Regions from separate parts of the Mus musculus genome. Here region 1 is linked to region 2. The links are chromatin loops, found by intact Hi-C in ENCODE. Cell type or tissue: left cerebral cortex. All regions are shown on one strand. Each heading gives the region's core, and the rest is flanking DNA. Links, peaks and the distances in the headings are about the cores only. Region 1 has its middle 46 kb from the start of Tnfsf13b. Region 2 overlaps Myo16 (myosin XVI).

Region 1 (10,274 bases), core at 931-8,930, 350 kb after region 2:
TGTCCTCTCAGTCCTGGACTGTGAGCAAGCACACATGTGTTCACTATGGAGTATGCTGCCTGTGGTCGGGTTTCAGTAGCACAATGTGGACTGAGACAAGCACACCCTGGGAAAGGGACACTAGGTAAGAGACAGGACAGTATCATTCCTGGCTCATTGATAGCTGCATACTCTATAGAATCTGTGAGAACCCTACATGAGTCCTCTCCCCAGGTCCTCTATGGTGGAGGAGGGCAGGGCTGACACCTAATCTGTCCTTTGACTACCACACGTACCTTATTAGGTGAGCAGCCTTCTTCCACAACGCTAAACAAATAATAAGTATTTTCTTTAAAGAATAAAGAGAATAAAGCTATAATGTACTTTAAAAAGTTTGACTTTGGCTGAGCATAGTGGACTCTGGTTAGTAGGCTGAGGCAGGAGGATTACAGTGAGTATGAGACAATACAAGGCTACATACTGTCTCAGAAAACACCAAAACCAACCAACCAAGCAAACAAACAAAACATCAACTTTGTGCAAGGCCAAATTCCAAATCAAATTTGACGAGTATAGTTTTAGGATTACCTGGGCTATGGAGTAAGTAATTCAATGAATTATGAAATAATGAGATGCAGTCAATGTTATTAGCATTTAGTACCTAATTATGCGACCAGAGTATTAAATAGCAAAGCATTAAATGAAGAGCCATCCATCCATCAGGATGCAGTGAGCACTGTAAAGAGCCATCCATCTAATCGGATGCAGAGAGCCTTTCAGCTGACCAAGGCTGGGAGACAGGAGGGCATGGCATCCGCCTTCTCTCAGCCTCCCTTCTCAGCCAAGTTTAGTGAATGAAGTGAAGTCCCTGCCTTCCTCTCCTCGCACATCTCTCATCTGCTGCACTCAGCTTGGTGCACCTGTGGGGTCAAAACTGCTTCTTTTCAGGTACAGCAACCCCCGTGGCTGAAACAGACAGCCAAGCAATGCTTGCTGATGTGTTATCCAGTCTTAAAGGCAACAGGAAAACTTCTCAACCAGCCACAAGAGATGGCCAGGGCTCTGGAGGGATGAAAATGAGAGTTGGGATATAGAGTGGGGTTGATTCCACTTGAGCTTGCCATGGAACCAGGAAGACACCACACTTGAAGCAGAGACACAGCAAGGCCTCAGGTGAGTATGATGTTTGCTTGTCACCCCAGGTCCTCCCGGGTGCACAGAACCTTCTGTGGTCAAGGAAGGCTGCAGGGGCCAAAGAAGCCACAGCCACAGTCACACCATGGCCACACTCATTGTTTTCAATAGGATGGATCTGAAGGAATACCACAGTCTGTAGTAGGTTATGTCCACCCTCTGGCTTATGTGCTTCCACAGGCTGCTTCCTCTGAGCCAGTGGCTTGAATGTGGTCTGCCTGCCTTCCAAGGCCTCCTGTAATGCTTTCTTTCACCCTGACAAACCACCCACTGCTGGGAAGTCTCCATAGTCTTACAAGTCCAGGTTACATACTGGACTATGTTCCTGTTCAAATCATTCATTTGCTTCAGCCGCATCCAGAGTGCAGGTTAGGCCGACTGTGCCAGTGAGGACACAGCATGCAGATGGCATCCTTGTCCTCTTTACCTGAGGCTCCTCCCTCCTCCCATTTCAGTACCCAGCCCCTTCAGCAAAGCCTCACTACACCGTAAACCCTGTGGCATACAGAAAGAGAAAGGTGACAGAATTCGGGTGTTTAGTTGAGTTTTAGGAGTTTTAACCTCAAAAATTAACTCAGACCCCTTGGAATCCTTTACAGTTATATGTATCATGTGACAAGAGTGCCTTTGGCAGCGATATTTAGCAAGTTTCAATCATGTGTTTATTAGAATAAGATTGGAAATAGTAGATTCCTGACCTCGAGCTCGCAGATGTCTCCACAAAAGCAAACGCAGAAATATCTAATCCTCAAGTCATACGGATAAGAAACACAAGTAAATTTGTTTTACTCACAGGAATATTTCTAAGTATTTCCAACTTATTCCTTGTATGAATGGGGCATAGGAGTAATGGAAACTACACTCCCTGACCTGCCAGCAGGGTCTTCCCACAGAGAATGATGAAAGCAAAACAGAGAGCAGGCCAGAGTGTGAGGTCACCAGCCAAAGGAGATCTACTGCTAATCTGTATCAGAAACCAGCAGCCCCAAGTTTCTGCCAGCCTTAGATACCATCCTCCCTAAGTCTAGCTACAATGTTTCTTCCTCACGGCTACTCACTGGAAGTCCCCGAGTTTCATAGCATGAGTTTCTTAGGTGGGATCTTTTCAGTTTGAAATGTTTATGAGAAACCTCTGCTTCCAGAATAAGCTTTGTTGATCCTCATGAGTCTGCAAGGGGTGCTGTGAAGCCATAAGGACCAGATGGAGGAACAACAGTGAGTGGCTCTCTCCAGTTGAGGAGGCCAGAGAAGTCAGTCAGCTCAGCATGCCTCAGCCTCCTCCGGAGGGTGCATGGGCAAGGGCTGCCCTGTGTTCACCTCTTCACTGGAGATAAGTGTCTTGCTCACATGATAGCCTCCCTGTGTGAGGCCAAGTTCAAGATCTGCTTTCCTCGTCTGTCCAATTGGATTGAGACTCACCCTTGTGAATTCTGGGTGACTCGAATGTTGCAACACCTGTTTCTCAATCTCCAGGTAAGATTACATTACAGGGGACTAGACTTTTTAGTCTTGATGTGTCTTCTTTTAGAAGACGCAAAAAGTATCCCAAATGCCATGGTTAGTAAAAGATATTGTTCGTTACTGTATATTCCATGAAACACAAGCTTTCAGCTTGTTCAGGGGTCCAGAGTAGTCTAGAGAGCCAAGCCCTTACTTCTTTCGCTGAGAATGGTCAACTTCCTCAAGTTTGCCATACACAGTTTAAATCCTCAATTTTCCAATCTGTTCAGCCACTCTATGTCTTAAGATTAATTTATTCTAATTTTATACATTTGAGTGCTTTTGCTTGCACATATGTAATTTGCACCATGTATGTGCCTGGTTGTACCAAGTTTTTACATGTGAAAAAAAGCTATCGAGTTAGATCTGCTGGAACTGGAGTTACAGGCAGTTGTGAGCTATAGGGTTAGATCTGCTGGAAATGGAGTTACAGGCAGTTGTGAACCTTTGTTGGGATGCTTAGGACTGAACCCTAATCCGTGTGAGAGCAACCACTGCTCTTAAGCATTGAGCTGTTGCTCCAGCACTAAATCTGTCTTTTAATTGAAAAGATTTGCTGCTCCTCCATGCCCAGCCCACAACAACTGTCTTTTAACAGCTGTAAATAACGATGCTTCAGACCATTACCTTGATGGAAGCAGGTGATTTTCTTTCAAGCAGTTGTGGATGTTCACCGTGTTTAATGTGTGAAAAAATTGAGAATAACAATTTTTTGTGAAGCCCATAGTCAGTTTCAGTATTTTGGAAACCAAAACCGCTAACAGTGACCACAGTTTTTGGTCTGTCACTAGCTGCACACTATATTTACTGCTGGGGCCCTTGTTGTCTTAGTCACATCAAAAGTAGACAAAGATGGAGAGTTGGCTCGAAGGTAAGAGCCCTTGCTGCTCTGGTAGAGAGTTTGGGTCCTGGTACCACCAGGTCAGGCAGCTCACAACTATTTGTGACTGCAGGGGATCTAACTCTCCTGGGTACTCCTGAGCACTGATCCATATATATGTGCAGAGAGAGAGAGAGAGAGAGAGAGAGAGAGAGAGAGAGAGAGAGGAGAGGGAGAGAGACAGAGAGACAGACACAGAGAGAGACAGAGACAGAGAGAGGGGGGAGAGAGAGGAGAAAGAGAGAGAAAGGAGAGAGAGAAGAGAGAGAGAAAGGAGAGAGGGAGAAAGGAGAGAGAGAAGAGAGAGAGAAGAGAGAGAGGAGAGAGAGAGAGAGAGACAGAGAGAGAGACAGAGAGAGACAGAGAGAGGAGAAAGAGAGAGAAAGGAGAGAGAGAAGAGAGAGAGAAAGGAGAGAGGGAGAAAGGAGAGAGAGAAGAGAGAGGAGAGAGAGAAGGGAGAGAGAGAATACAGAAGCAAAAGCAAGGTCCTGTCAGTTCTCATCCAGAACGTCAGGTCCTAAGTGCCTTCCAAAAGTCTTCCTTTGTCTTACCCCTTCTTGGCAATAGGCACACTGTATCAAAATGCATCTCTGCTTTGCAGTGTTAAAGAAGATCAGGTCTCTTGTCTCTGAGATACAGCACTGAGCTCTTCCTATGCTGAGCTTGCTCACCCACACTCTCCAGATGTCTTCTGCTCTGCCCTCACTCACCATTGCAGCGTGGCTGTCATCTGCTGCAGCCCCTGAGAAGGGATGAACACAAGAGAGTGAAGAAAGTGTGGGGCCAGGGTATGGGCTTTCCCTAACTAAGCAGGACAGGTGATGTGGAGGAAAGAAGTCCCTGTAATTAAATTCAACTCCTCTTTCAAAGAGGCTGCTTATAATTAGCAGAAGCATTCCAGATTTGTGGTTCCTCTCTATCTCTAAGAAAGGCTTTCTATTCTTAGATGCTCCGAGCAGAAGCAACTGCTGTGCTGCCCCCACCTAGTGGCAACTACTATAAAGCCTTTTATGCTCAACATTAAGACGCTGGATGGGACTGAAACCCAATTTTCTCATGGTCTTAATCTTTCCCTGTAATAAATTAAGCCGCTTGAAAATTATATAAAATTTTTAATGATGAGAATATGATCTTGTGAAGCTTTGAATTTGTGGCTGACAAAGAAAGTGTTTCTTGTAATATTAAAATTACACGAGACATCATTTTCAAAGGGCATTATTGTTCTCAGTGAGCTTAAATAAATAAGTACTCTTTCACAGAGCCTTGCCTCTCTTCTAAGAAGAGGGTGTTTTCACACAAGTTCCTGATTAAGGTCAGAAATCTGGGTGTTTGCTCTGAGCAGCTCTCTCTCTCTCTCTCTCTCTCTCTCTCTCTCTCTCTCTCTCCCTCCCTCTCTCTTTCTCTCTCCCTCCCTCCCTCCCTCCCTCCCTCCCTCCCTCCCTCCCTCCCCCTTGTTTAGGAACTAAACCCAAACTCATGCATGACAGTCAATGACTCTACCACTGAGCCTTCTTAAGCAAGCAGCAGAACAGAACCGAGGGAATACCCTGACAGCTGACAGTAGGGAACCTGTTCTTTATTCTGGTTTTTTTTTTTTCTCACAAACATCATAAAAATGACTGATCCCTGAAGACAATCTCTCTAATGGAAGAGGATCTTTAAGGCTGCTTCAATTAATTGCTAGTAGTTACAGGAGGCTTCGTATTAAGAAATAGCATCTGATTAGGCTGAAAGCAATTTAGCCAAAGTAATTTGGCTCACTACAACTGGGGTGAATATGAGACATTCCACTTAAAAGCCTAATTGAAAATGAATATTTAGCAAATGATTTCTCAATCATAGTGCTTCTTAAATAAATTGCTAAAATATCTGAGTCTACTAAGTCTTTGGGGGCCATAACTCTACTCACTCTTTGTTAAGTTATCATTTCTTCTGGCTTTTTGTTGTTGTTTGTAACAGCAAATACATTGACAGATGCAGGTCCTCGAACTTTGGTAATTGTGACACTCTGGATAGTCTTATGGGTATTATTTGGAGGGGAGATAATTTCATCTACTTCAATATATTACAAAGATTTAAATAAAAAATTATAAAAATACATTTAAGAAATTGTCAAAGATACAGGAATAGTGAAAGATAAGACATTACAAACCCTACCAGTAGACTGAAAGGAGTTTGTCGTTTCAGGAGAAAGTGAGTGTTATTTTACTTGATTGTCCTGGGGGGAAGTATACACTTGGTTAAGCAATATTGGCACGGTCACCTGTGCCCATTCGGCGATGGATGGAGAGGTCTGGAGATGGAGCTGCAGAGATCAATTGGCTGGATCAGGCGAATGAGAGGCTTCTAGAGGGACTGACATGGGAACAACCCTTCTCTGAGTGGGATAGTTTGTTCAAACATTAACAAGGAAGTGGTGTTTCTATAAACTAAACGAACAGTGTCAGAACAAACATTCACCTTTCTATCACAGTGAAACAAAGGCACCAAGAAGGAATCCCTCAGGCAGCATTTGTTAAACCAAATTTTTATCTGCACTGAGTCCCAGAACAAGGGGGTTTTGTTACTGTGTAAAAATTAAACCAGGGTGTGGTTACTGCAGCTGATTCTCAGCTGCTTCCCTGCAGTGGTGGTGGATTGTAGCCTGGAATTAGAAACCAAAGGAACACTTTTTGCCCTATTCCACTTTTAGACAGGGAGCTTAGGCACAGCAACAAAAGAAAACTCGAACAGATAACATAGCCTATGAGCATTAGGGCCTCACCTCAGTCCTCTCTGCTCATGCCTTTCCTTATCTTCCTGTTTTCTCCAGAAGCCAGCTGCCAGCTTCTGTGACGTCAGAAATGAAATGCTTTCATATTGCATTCTCACACACTGCCATTTATTAATGGTGTGATGTGACCAGTCAGTCATTGGCACAGATTGTGTAGACAGTGAAGTGTGTGTGTGTGTGTGTGTGTGTGTGTGTGTGTGTTGTGTTGTGTTGTGGTGTGTGAGTGTGTGTATGTAAATGTGTGTGTACTATGTGTGGTGTATAGCGGGGGTGTTTATGTGTGTGTGTGTGTGTGTGTGTGTGTGTGTGTGTGTAGTGTGTCTGGTGTGGGGAGGTGTTTGTGTGTGTGTGCATGTATGTGAGTGTATATGATGTGTGTGGTGTTTGTGTAAATATATGTGTGGGGTGTGTGTGTGTGTGTGTGTGTGTGTGTGTGTGTGTGTGTGTGTGTAATTTGTCTTTCATAATGAAGGATGGTGGTACAACTTCGGGAGACATCCTGGGTGGGAAGCTAAGATCTAGTCTGCATCCCGAAGTCCAGAGAGTTATGGAAAGCTCTCAGAGCAGTGTGACTCAGCTGCTCTGGATGATAGCTGCTTAGTCCCAAGAGAATAGAGTGTACACTGGAGAAATGAATGCTGTTCAAGATCGTGATGCCTCCCCGCTCTTACATAGTCACTCAGTTAACTTCCCTCAACGATGACCAAAGGTCTCCATCTCTGGTGGATCCCATGGTCCAAAATTTTAAAACATTGGTGCGGCCTCCCCTTGGAGCATTTGAATATGCACTTGCAAACTGTAAAAGGTGCCTGTCAGAGTGCTCTAGACAACAGGAGCATGGCTATGGGTCTGCCTGGGAGCACAGCACTCTCTCCTGCTATCCTCCCTTCATGTCACCGTATGAGGTGGTAGCACTAGGGTGTCTACTTTTAATGATTAGAAACCAAAATGTCACCACAAAGGGTAGGACCACCATGGCAAGGTATCACGTGCATCCTTGCCGGTGCACAGCAGATGCAGCCATGTCTCAGAAGCTGCCTAACCCATTGGGCACTTAGATAAAAGGCTGTATATGTATATGTGAACATAGATGGAACACAGCTAAACTCAGAAACGAAAGGCAAAGCCTAAGCATTTCCCAGGAGAAGTGTGCTAAACACCTATAAATGAAACTGCAGACACAAGGGGACAGGGAGATAATTTTACACATTCTTAACCCATGAGAATACAGAACGGAAAGTTAAAAGGGTGAACGTGACTTTCCATTCCTTTAAAGATGCTTGCTTTAAAAAAATAGAAAATACATGTGTAAATTTAGTATATTTGAATATAAATAGTTGAAAGTACTTGAGTCTACAAGGCAGACAAAATTATGAATTATACATAAATTATTCTGTCCCTGACTGACCCAAATCTTTATTTCTTGAAAGTAGCATTTCTGTGTGTCAGCATTTCTGTGTGTGAGAGTGCAGACTAGAGGGCTGGGGTGATTTATGGATTCTTGACAGCTGGGTGGGATCTGTAACCTCAGTTTCTCAGGAGTGTACCAGGTCTTACCTCTGCAGACACTTTGGCCTAAGCTTCTGTGGGTTGGATCTGCCCTCAGCCGACTCAGGGCTCAGCCATAGATGTCCACTAACAGATTTGGAAAGTGTATGTGTTTCTGAGGGTCTACTAGTCCCCAAGGTCCTACCTCATTGGTTCTTTTCTGGTTCTGCAGAGTGAAACAGACAAACAAACAAACAAACAAACAAACAAACACTGAGGCATACCCCTACCCCAACAGAAAAGCACATAAAAAGTCAGCCCTATGCAAAAAGACTTACTTTGTGCCCTCATCCTCGGGGGCAGGTGGGGGGCATGTACAATATTTCTTTTGCCTGGCCAGGTTCAGTTCTTCAGAGCATTCCCCAAGAGTTAGTGCACCTCAGTAGTAGTATAACAGGGTTTGCTAGAGGTGGTTTTCTGACTCTGCCTTCAGTGCTCTACTCTCACAGGTATTACAGATCACTGAAAGGTGACATGGACTCTGCAGATGAGTGAAGTGCAAAGCGCTCACACTGAGAGTCTCTGATGAAACAGGCAGATGTTTCCATGCCTCTATCAGAGCCCTGTCCTGTGATGCTCAGATCCAAGAACGGGAGTGGAAGAAAAAGTTGTCCTCATTAATGTAGATGTGTATGCCGTTCACATAGCCATTTCTCAACTATGAAACACGAACCGAAGGCTCTTCTGAGCCAAAGCCTGCACCAGGCAACGGGAGATAGTGAGGGGACTTAGCTGGAATTGGCCTTGGACCTGAGGGACCCGGGGATTTCGAAAGGAAAGCTGAGCAATGCTAAATGCAGAGCTCTGCAGAATCTCCATGGCTAAACCAGGGAGCGCCTGCAGAGCAGAGATGCTGGCATCCAACTGCAGACAACGAAGACAAAGCAGGAGTCCTTCCACCCCCGCAACCATGCTGCATATACATACATTCTCTATAATTACCAGCGTACAGCTTGTGGGTCAAGGCAGAGTGTGTGGGCGAAGATTTACAGAAAGATTTTTTGCAGCTTAAGATTTTGTGCAGGATTCCTGAAATACAGCACAGACTTGTGTCTTCGCATGGTTGTGGTCTGGTACAGTCATCCAGAACTGATGGGTTTGGACTCCAAGGTCAATGAGAATGACACAGCCATTCACATTAACATTAATCTACATGTTAATAAGAATCACTAAGATGGCCCTGGCCTATGTCAGTTCACAGCCCAGACGAATCCTTCTGCCCACCTGGCTGGTCTATCTCAGCCGCGAGTGAATTCGATGTGGTTGCCTCTGAGGCTCAGGGACTACTAAACCTTATTCATTGTTACTAAACCTGAAAGCTCTTTATAAATGAATAAGAAGGCAGTGTAGTTGCACCCTCTGCCATGAATGAAGACTGTTTTAGGAAGTAAAGGCAAGATGGTAACCATGCATGAAATACCACATTCAGAAGCTTTGGTGAGTCTTGGGGATTTGATGATTTCTGCCAATTTGGGTACATTGTGGGTATGTGAGTGCTCTTTCTGTATGTACACCTGCATGCCAGAAGAGAGACTCAGATCCCAATCATAGATGGTTGTGAGCCACCAAGTTACTGGGAATTGAACTCAGCACCTCTGGAAGAGCAAACAGTGCTCTTAATCGCTGAGCCATCTCTCCGAGGTTTTGCCAATTTGAAACAAGCTAGTCACCTAGAAAGAAGAAATGTCAATTGAAAAGCAGTCTCCCTCAGTTGACCTGTGGGCACTCTGTGGTACAATTATTATCCTTGCATCATTACTGATGTGTGAGGGCTTAGCCCATTGTGGTCAGTGCCCTCCCTGGGCAGATGCTCCTGAGGTGCTTACAGAAGTAGACTGGGCAGGATCCATGAGGTGCAAGCAAATTTACAACAGCCCTAAATGACCGCTGCTGCAGTTCCTGCCTCTCGATTCCTGCTTGACTTCCTGCCCTGAATTCTTGTCATGATGGACTATGGTGCAGACACATAAGCCAAATAAAAGCTTTCCTCCCCAATCTGCTTTTGATTATGGTGTTTATTACAACAGAAATCATAGAAGACAGGAGCCAACATAAAGAAACTGTACTATCACCCTCAGAAGGCAGAAAGTAAGGCTGTGAGACGCTGACCTTCAATGGAGGAGTGCTCAAGGGCAGAAGAGGGAGAGGATTTGGGTCACTGGTTTTGAGTGGACAGCTAGAAAACCATCAGCCATATTATAGCTCATTCTTTTCAATATACATGTAATCAGTGTGTGTGTGTGTGTGTGTGTGTGTGTGTGTGTGTGTGTGTGTGTGTGTGTACATTTGACAGATGTATATAATATGTGACCAAATTAAGATAAACAGATATTCCAATGTCTCTGTATAGATCAATTCTTGGGTTGGGAACATTACAAAGTTATTTCTTTCAGGACATGG
Region 2 (8,000 bases), core at 1-8,000:
TGTGTGGTATGTGTAGTGTGTGTGTGTACATCCTGGTGCACTCTCTAACATCCATGTGAAAGCCAGCAGTTGTCATTAGGCATCCTCTTCTGTGACTTCCATCTTAGTGTTTGTCTGTGTGTCTGTGTGTCTGTCTGTGCCTGTGTGTCTGTGTCGTCTCTCTGTGTGTGTATTGGGTCCCTCCAGGAAAAGTCCCACACAACACTTTGTTACAGCAGGTATCAGAGCCTGACATTCTGGAACATTCCCAGGCTTCTTGCCCACTTCATTTATGGATGCTCACATTACCAGGGAAGCAAGGCTGCCGTATCCTTCCCGGGACCTCAGAATACCAGACTAGCAGTGGTCAGAGGTCTCCTCTCCAGACTGAGAGTTTTCTTGGCACAAGCAAGCATCTTTGTAGCGACCTTGCCTTAGTGTTCCGACTGCATACAACTGCTTTCAAGGCTCTGTCCTCCACTCCCTCAACGTATCTGAGCATATCACTGTCATGACAGGAAAGCTCCCAGCACCCCTGCGCCTCTATGATGGATGCTCCTGTGATTAACTGATTGGCATGGACTGTATCTTTACACGGCACAGCACACTTTTGTTCTCAAGTCCTGTCCATATGGTAAAATGGATAAGTCCATCACAGTCTTCACTTGAGTCTCTTCTGCCCAGTATCAGCGTCACCCTGCCTGTTCTTCAAAGAGGATGCACTCAGACTTGAGTTTCATGATGAATTGTCTCAGAGTACACGATTTTCAGTTTCCTTTTACAAGGAGCAGAGGTGAGCTCTGAGGCAGATGCAGGGTCTCTCCTTGGCAGTGCGTGGACTATGTTTGTGATATCCAGGCTCTCAACATCAGCATCAGGATGGCGAAAGGCTGCATTAGGCTTAGTAGGAGCTATGCTCTCAAACATCAGTGACTCTGAGGCTCCCCACAGAATGTCCTGCCACACAGTGGAGCAAGCAAGTGGCCAGTGAGTGACTTGGGACGCCACACTGCTCACAGACTGCCAGTTTAACCTGACCACAGGCGTCACCTGGGTCTGCACAGCCATGTGGCAAAGGACAGTCACAACCTTTCCTGTCTGGTCTCTGGGAATTTCTCACCTAGGAATCTTAGACTGTGCCCAGAACCTGCTACTGGTCAGTAAAATCTTGAATTGTAAATGAGTTTCCAGAAAAAAAAATACACAGCTAATATTTAAAGCAAATAAGAAACCGATTCTGTTTCAGTTTAGTTTGGTGGTTGCTTTAATGTTTAGATTGGTTGTAATTCAATCATTTAAAAAAAATCAGATTTGATTTAAACAGATCTCACTGGGCGCCATGTGAAGGAACTGCACGTGGCTATAATTTGTTTGAGGGTTTGCATTTTTGTGGGAGGACTACTCCTGTCAGGTGTTTGTTTGTTTGTCTTTTTTGATAAGTCCTTCTTTCTGTGTTGTGTGCTTTATACAGCACTCCTCCTGGGGAGGCTCACCTCGCACTTGAGAATATTTTTGATTCCCAGTGAAGTCTGAACTTGAAACCTGACGCCTCAGGATGCACAAGGCAGCCCAGGCTCCTCTGGGCACACCTGGTCATCGTTATTATAAGACAGTTCTAGGGTACGAATAAGAGGTTTATAAATCCATAAGTGGTGGCGAGTGAATTCTCTTCCGGTGATGGGCTGTCATTGGCTTCTCTCTGCTGTGTGCTGACTTGGGGTTGTCTAGATAGTGAATGTAAGCTTCACAGCCCCCATGGCCTCTGTCTCTCTAGGAGCAGGCGCCCTCTGCTGGCTACATGCAAACTCACCTCCAGTTATGTGCTTTCTCCTCTGACAGCACTGCAGTTCCCAGTACTGTATGAGGCAACTGGACACATTGTTGAGTGTGGTCTTGGCATGTCCGAAGGCCTCCACGATGTATATGGCCTGCAGTAGGAGAGAGAATTTGATTGGACTGCCCCTTAAAATGAATAAAAACAGAGAACCGTTGCAGCCTTGCTGCTGGGACTATGTTGCTGCTTGGTGAAGGCTCTGTGCTCTCCACATAATGCAGGCTGTCCTCGCCTCAGGTGGAAACTACAAGTGCACACAAGACTGTAGCCACTATTAATGTCACATATTTTACCTGCCTGCACAGAAATGGAGGCCAGTGTTCTACACACGCACACACACACACACACCTGCACGTGCACATATACATACACACACACACCCATACACACCACACACACACACACACACACACACACACACCCATACACACCACACACACCCAGCACACACACATATACATACATGCACATGCACACACACCCATACACACCACACACACACACGTGCACACACACCCATACACACCACACATACACCACACACACACATGCACACATGCACACGCACATATACATACATGCACATGCACACACATACACACCACACACACACACACACACACACACACACACACACACCCATACACACCACACACACACCACACACATATACATATACGCACACGCACATATACATATACGCACACGCACACACACACACATACATACCACACACACCACACACACACACACGCACACACACACACAGACACACACACACACACACACACACGTGCGCGCGCGCACATGCACACGCACATATACACCACATACACACACACACTGCAGGGGAGGGGCTGATGGTATATGTGCACATGTGTGGGGATGACCTTGGGTAACCTAATTTGTCATTCTCCACATTCCTCCCTCGCAACAGGCTCTTTCCCTGAATTGACAGCCAGGAAGCTTCATGACTGTCTCTACCCCCACAGGCCAGGAGTTACAAGCTCACAGATGACGTTCCTGGCTTTTTACATGGGTGCTGGAATCTGACCTCAGCCCTTTCTACACTCTTACCGATTGGGCACCAGCCCCAGCTCCTTCGTGGTTTTTTGTTTTGTTTTGTTTTTTAAAGAAGAATTAGAAATGACAGAAACCTGAGTCCTTCCTAATCCCTGGGCACGCGTATACGTGCGTCAATATTCAGATTTGCTAACCTCTTTTCTGGCTGCACTGTGGCCCATTGCAACCCACCCTCTCTTGCAGAAACAGAACTAAACAACCAATGAAGTCACTGTCATGCCCCCCGCTCCCCCACTGCCCTGTGCTTTGTTTCAAAGGTTGAGATCCCATGGTTCTAAAACTCTAGTGTGAAGCCCCTCTGTTGGACCCGGGATATGACATATTCTCTAAACAAGTTTCTTCAAATATTGAGCATGAATTAAAATCCAGTTCTTGTCCATCAACTGACTGGGACCTTAGCAAGGATCATGACTGAACAAGTCTCCAGCTGTGTGTAAACCCGGCAAGTCCTTTCTCCTTCAAGACTCTACAAATACATAAAACCCAGCTTTTGCCAGCCACCTGATGGCCAAAGGCCACTCTCCTGATTCAATGGGTCCTCATCCTACACCCTTTAATTTATGACATTATTTTTGAGATAATCATTATTCATTTTAAGCAAATGTATTGAGTCTATTTCTTAAGTTTTTTTTTAAATAAAAACTTGGCATTTGTCATATCTGGGCACTTATTAATTTGAGAAGCATTCTGCATGATTGACTATTATAAAGCGACACTTTGATCCCAATCACAAATCAAAAATGCTAAATATAATGAAATGTGTTTAACCATCTGGTATGGAAGCTTAGGTTTCTGAAGAGACATTAAATCTTTACAAAAATCTATTATTTGGGCCTGAAAATTAATACAACCCAAAGCAAATTGATAGCAGGCAGGACACAATTGCCAGTTCATTTGTGATCAATATGATTTATGTTTTCTTAATTACATTGAATAGGTAGCTATGCATATATTAAAATTAACAATGTAATCCCTTCTCACTGCATGAGCATACAGCAAAATAATTATTTTTAAAAGCCGTAAAATAGGATGATTTAAAAATATTTTAGATTTGAGGCATTTCTGTATTGTATTTGACAATAAAGTGGTGGTTTATTATTTTATAAGAAAGGTTATCATGAATAATGGGTGATGTGTACCCAGACAGCTGCCTCCCCATCTCAGGTGAGCAAGCGACACGCTCTAAAGGTAGAGCAAGCTCCTTCAACTCCCAACCTCACTCTGCTGAACTCTGACACAGGATGACTTTTGGGTGCTTGCTGCGTCTTGCGTTTAAAGCACGTGGCTTTGTCCCGACACAGAGCAGACATGTGCATGACCAATAATGACTCTCCTCCCATTAGTGACTGACTGTAGACACACATCTACTGTGCTTACTATGTGCCTACGCGCACCCTAACATGAGCTACATGTGTAAATACGTGTGTACGTGTGACGGTTTTCAACCTTGAATATCAGAGTCTCAACTGTCTCATCAAGGAAGTAGAATCAACTGTCAGGACCATAGACTCCTAGCTGGGATTTGAACCAAGGCAGTCTGGCTGCAGAGTCACACACTTAATCCTAGCTTCATAATAACCTTGTCCAATTTGTCTTGCCTAGAAATAAAGACATGTGACACTAAAGCCATTTAAGAACTGTAAACTCTTACGACCTTTTCAGTGCACACTTCTGCGTTCTTCCAGATGGCAGTTCCAAGCTTGAAACTGCCAGCTATTTTCTTCTTTATTAACTAGTCGGCCAATAGGTGGCGCTAAGTAACTGTATTAGGAGAAATGCTGAGACAAGCTAAAACTGGTATATGACTCTGAAACAAGATTATAAGAAGAGCACATAGCCATAAAAATTTAAATGAAAATATATAGAAAAAATACCTATTTGCACCCTCAATGTTTACTGATTAAAATTTTATTGAACTGATTTTTCCCCACTTATACTGTGTGGTATAAGTTTTAATAGTTAAAGTGACTATGTGTTGTGAAAGTAGCTAATTATATTGTATTTCCTAGAAATAAAGGTCCAGGGGCTCCTTAATGAATATCCACACACCCATTAATCAAACTTAGCCTGTCATTCTCCTCTCCAAAGGGACTTCTCAATAAAGGCTTATTTAAATCATTGGAACAGAATTGAGTGAGTCTGAAACTCATTTGGAATGGAATGGACAAGAAGTCCCAGGCAATTTCTTTCAAAAAAGGTGGTTTTCTGCTTCAATAAGTCCAATGACACAGAAAAGACCCACTCCTGATCATCAAGATTGAGATAAACGGGTTAGAGACAAAGTAGTGTTGGGGGCTTAGCTGCTCGCAGACCTAGGGGAGGAGAGCAACCCATCTGAGCATTGGACTCCACCTGCCCCTGAGTACACAGCACAGCAAACACACCGAGAGACCTCTCATAGGACAGGGATGCCCTGCAAGACTGGCCTTCGCTCAGGTCCCACGCTCCTTAGCATCTTTCAGACCCAGCCATGTCTTTGTCTTCCTTCCTTCCTCATGGTTCATGTGAGTACCATGTCCCAGGAAGATGAACAGAGAGGCCATGGACCTCTCAGACAGCCCCGTTAATCTTGTGGGGGTGGCTGCATGTGGCTTGGACAAGGCTGTTGCTGTGCCAATTGCAGGAGGTTCCTTCATCACTTTCTGTGTGACAGTCACTGGAGATGCCCTCTGCCCCAATCGCTCTTGCTTTTATCTCTCTAGCTTCCTTTCACGTGTATAATCTTTGCTAACTGAACAAGACCTTCACTGCTTCTATCACACAACAGTCTGCTTAAGATGCCACCAGCCTTCCCCTAGTGAGGTTTGTTTGTGCAGCTCTCTGTGTGTCTGCCAGTGAAAGGCCCCCCACTGAGGGTTCACAATCAGCCTCAGGACAGCTCACCTGTCTTCACCTGAGAGCTTCCTTTCAATTAAGCTGGCTCTCCATCTCAACCTCACTGCTAAATAGCCCTGTGCACGAAGGATGCTCTATCTACTGATTCGATTCTGCTAGCCAAATCTTTATCTCATGAAGATTCTAGTAGTTTCCACCTCTCAAGTCCACTGAATTTTACAGATGTCCTGTACTGTTACACAGATTTACAAATCACTTGACAAATTCCTTTGACTCTTGCGTAAAGCCCTGTCAATTCCTCAGGATGCTTTGCTGAACCTGCACTGGGCTTCATGGACTTAGACAACGATGTTTGTGTGGATGGTATCTAACGTAGGGAATCCCATGGTTAAGATGGGATTTAAACATGTCATGAAGAATGAAGAAAACATACAGGGAATCACTTGAAATCTCCATGGAGCCAGGGTTTTTTCATCCCCCAGTGCCAGCAGACTTGAGAGAGTTACACCCAACCAGCTCAACAGGAGTTGGAAAGTAGTCACGTAAACTAAATATCAAAGCCAACTTATATAAAGTGATCAGACTGCATTTGAGAAATTCCAGAGCCTGTTCTCTTGCCAATGATCATTTTAATAGATGATTATCTTAGCTAGTGATTTAGAGGGGAGACTATTGTTCCCTGTCATTTCAATTAAGTCAATAGATTCTCCTATTTCCATTAGTTAACTGGCATTTATCTTATAATCATGTTGATTTATTCATGTTTTCATTTGGGAGTATCAGGCACCGGTATGTTAGCATATTTGAGTAGAGGCTTGCCAGTCTTCCCAAGTTGACTCCAACTGCTACATTAGAGCCGTGGAGTGAACCGATGTGTTGCTGAAGAGGGTGCAAGCCTAATGAATAGCTGTAGATTAAAATCATCCATGTTTACCGTGGCCACTTCTTTTAAAAACATTGCAGGCTTATTGTTTGCTCTCAGGATTGCTCCAGTGTTGCTTTTCAGAAAATCCCCAGCAGAACTATCAGCCCTAGGCATTATCTTTGACCATGGTGATGCATCCCTGTATTTGCAAGTGGCGTTGCTCTTGGCCCAATCCATGCACTCCCATATCGACTTACATGCCTGAGTCTGGAGTCAAACATGGTACAGCTGGAGCTGGCCCTGCTGGTCAGGTACTTCATGATCTGCTTGCTGGCCTGGGTCTTCCCTGACCCTCGTTCTCCACTGAGAGAAAATGGGGGAGAACACAAATTCACTGGATTAGAAAAGGGAGAAAAAGAACCAGAGATGATTCTGAGACTCACGGATGGTGGGAGGAATGATGCTGCCAGGGAATTGATGGGACAGCTCTACTGTCAATTGGATAGGTTTCTCCTAAACACCAAGCCAGCAGGTGTCCTGTCTTGTCAGTAGGTGTTGGATGTCAGAACTCCAGAGGACTGCCTGGCACCTGTCTTCCTATGGCTGAAGGGTGAGCCATGTTCTAATTAATTAATTAAAGTGCATTTTCGAGTAAAACGTTGAAATGTTAATAACTGAACTCTCAACTTGATGAATGATCTCTTCTTAGCTCCATCGACCTGATTCATAGAAGCTCCTGGGACAAAAACAAGTTACTAACTTTATGGTGTGACATTAAAATGAAGTTTGTAAAGCAAATTAAACATAATGTCTTATCTGGTGCTAATTTATAGAATATCTATTCTGGAGATATTCAACTTGCCCCCCTCCCTTTTATTGACAATACATTTTCCCCCTCACATGCTAGATCCTGATTACAGCTTCCCTTCCTTCTGTTCCTCCCAGGTCCTCCCCACCTCCAGTGTCATCCAGATCCACTCCTTTCTGTCTCCCACTAGGAAAAGAAAAGGCTTCTAAAGGGTAATAATAAAACAAAATAAGAAAAGATTAAAAAAAAAACCTAACACATTGGAATTGGACAAGACAAACCAACAGAAGGAAAAGATCGCAAGAGAAGGCACAAGAATCAGAGGCCCACTCATTTGCACACTCAGAACTCTCATAAAAACACTAAACTGGAAGCCGTCATGCATATATGGTGGACCCGACGCAGACCCATGCAGACCCTGTGTCTGCTGCCTCAGTCTCTGTGAGCTCATATGAGCATTGACCATGTTCATTTAGATGGCTTTATTTTCTTTGAGTTCTTCATCCCCTCTGACTCTTACACTCTTTCTGCCTCCCTTTCTTCAGGGTTTCCTGAGCCCTGAGGGTATATTCAGCACCTGATGACTATAGTATGGG

The links. Hi-C counts contacts between places; a loop is a spot of excess contacts. Peaks named below come from ENCODE experiments on the same cell type or tissue, not always from the same donor. Only the 100,000 strongest peaks of a DNase experiment are listed, where the experiment ranks them.
Region 1: a loop joins it to region 2, with 5 times the contacts of the local background. A loop is called at or near these places in 29 of 42 quality-filtered maps.

Annotation. Positions count from the first base shown.
Region 1 is chr8:10,047,897-10,058,170 of GRCm38, reverse strand. No RefSeq gene overlaps it. Among named protein-coding and RNA genes, the nearest start is that of Tnfsf13b, 46 kb to the right of the region's middle. In left cerebral cortex, for the core only: a CTCF peak has its summit at 4,541 (motif pointing left); DNase peaks (open chromatin) are centred at 4,293, 4,464, 7,420 and 8,803; H3K27ac peaks cover 1,737 bases.
Region 2 is chr8:10,399,443-10,407,442 of GRCm38, reverse strand. Myo16 (myosin XVI) reads right to left here. Exons shown (of 35, transcript NM_001319151.1): 14 at 6,854-6,959; 15 at 1,790-1,907. Among named protein-coding and RNA genes, the nearest start is that of Gm51561, 27 kb to the left of the region's middle. In left cerebral cortex, for the core only: CTCF peaks have their summits at 1,771 (motif pointing left) and 4,641 (motif pointing right); DNase peaks (open chromatin) are centred at 1,779 and 4,639.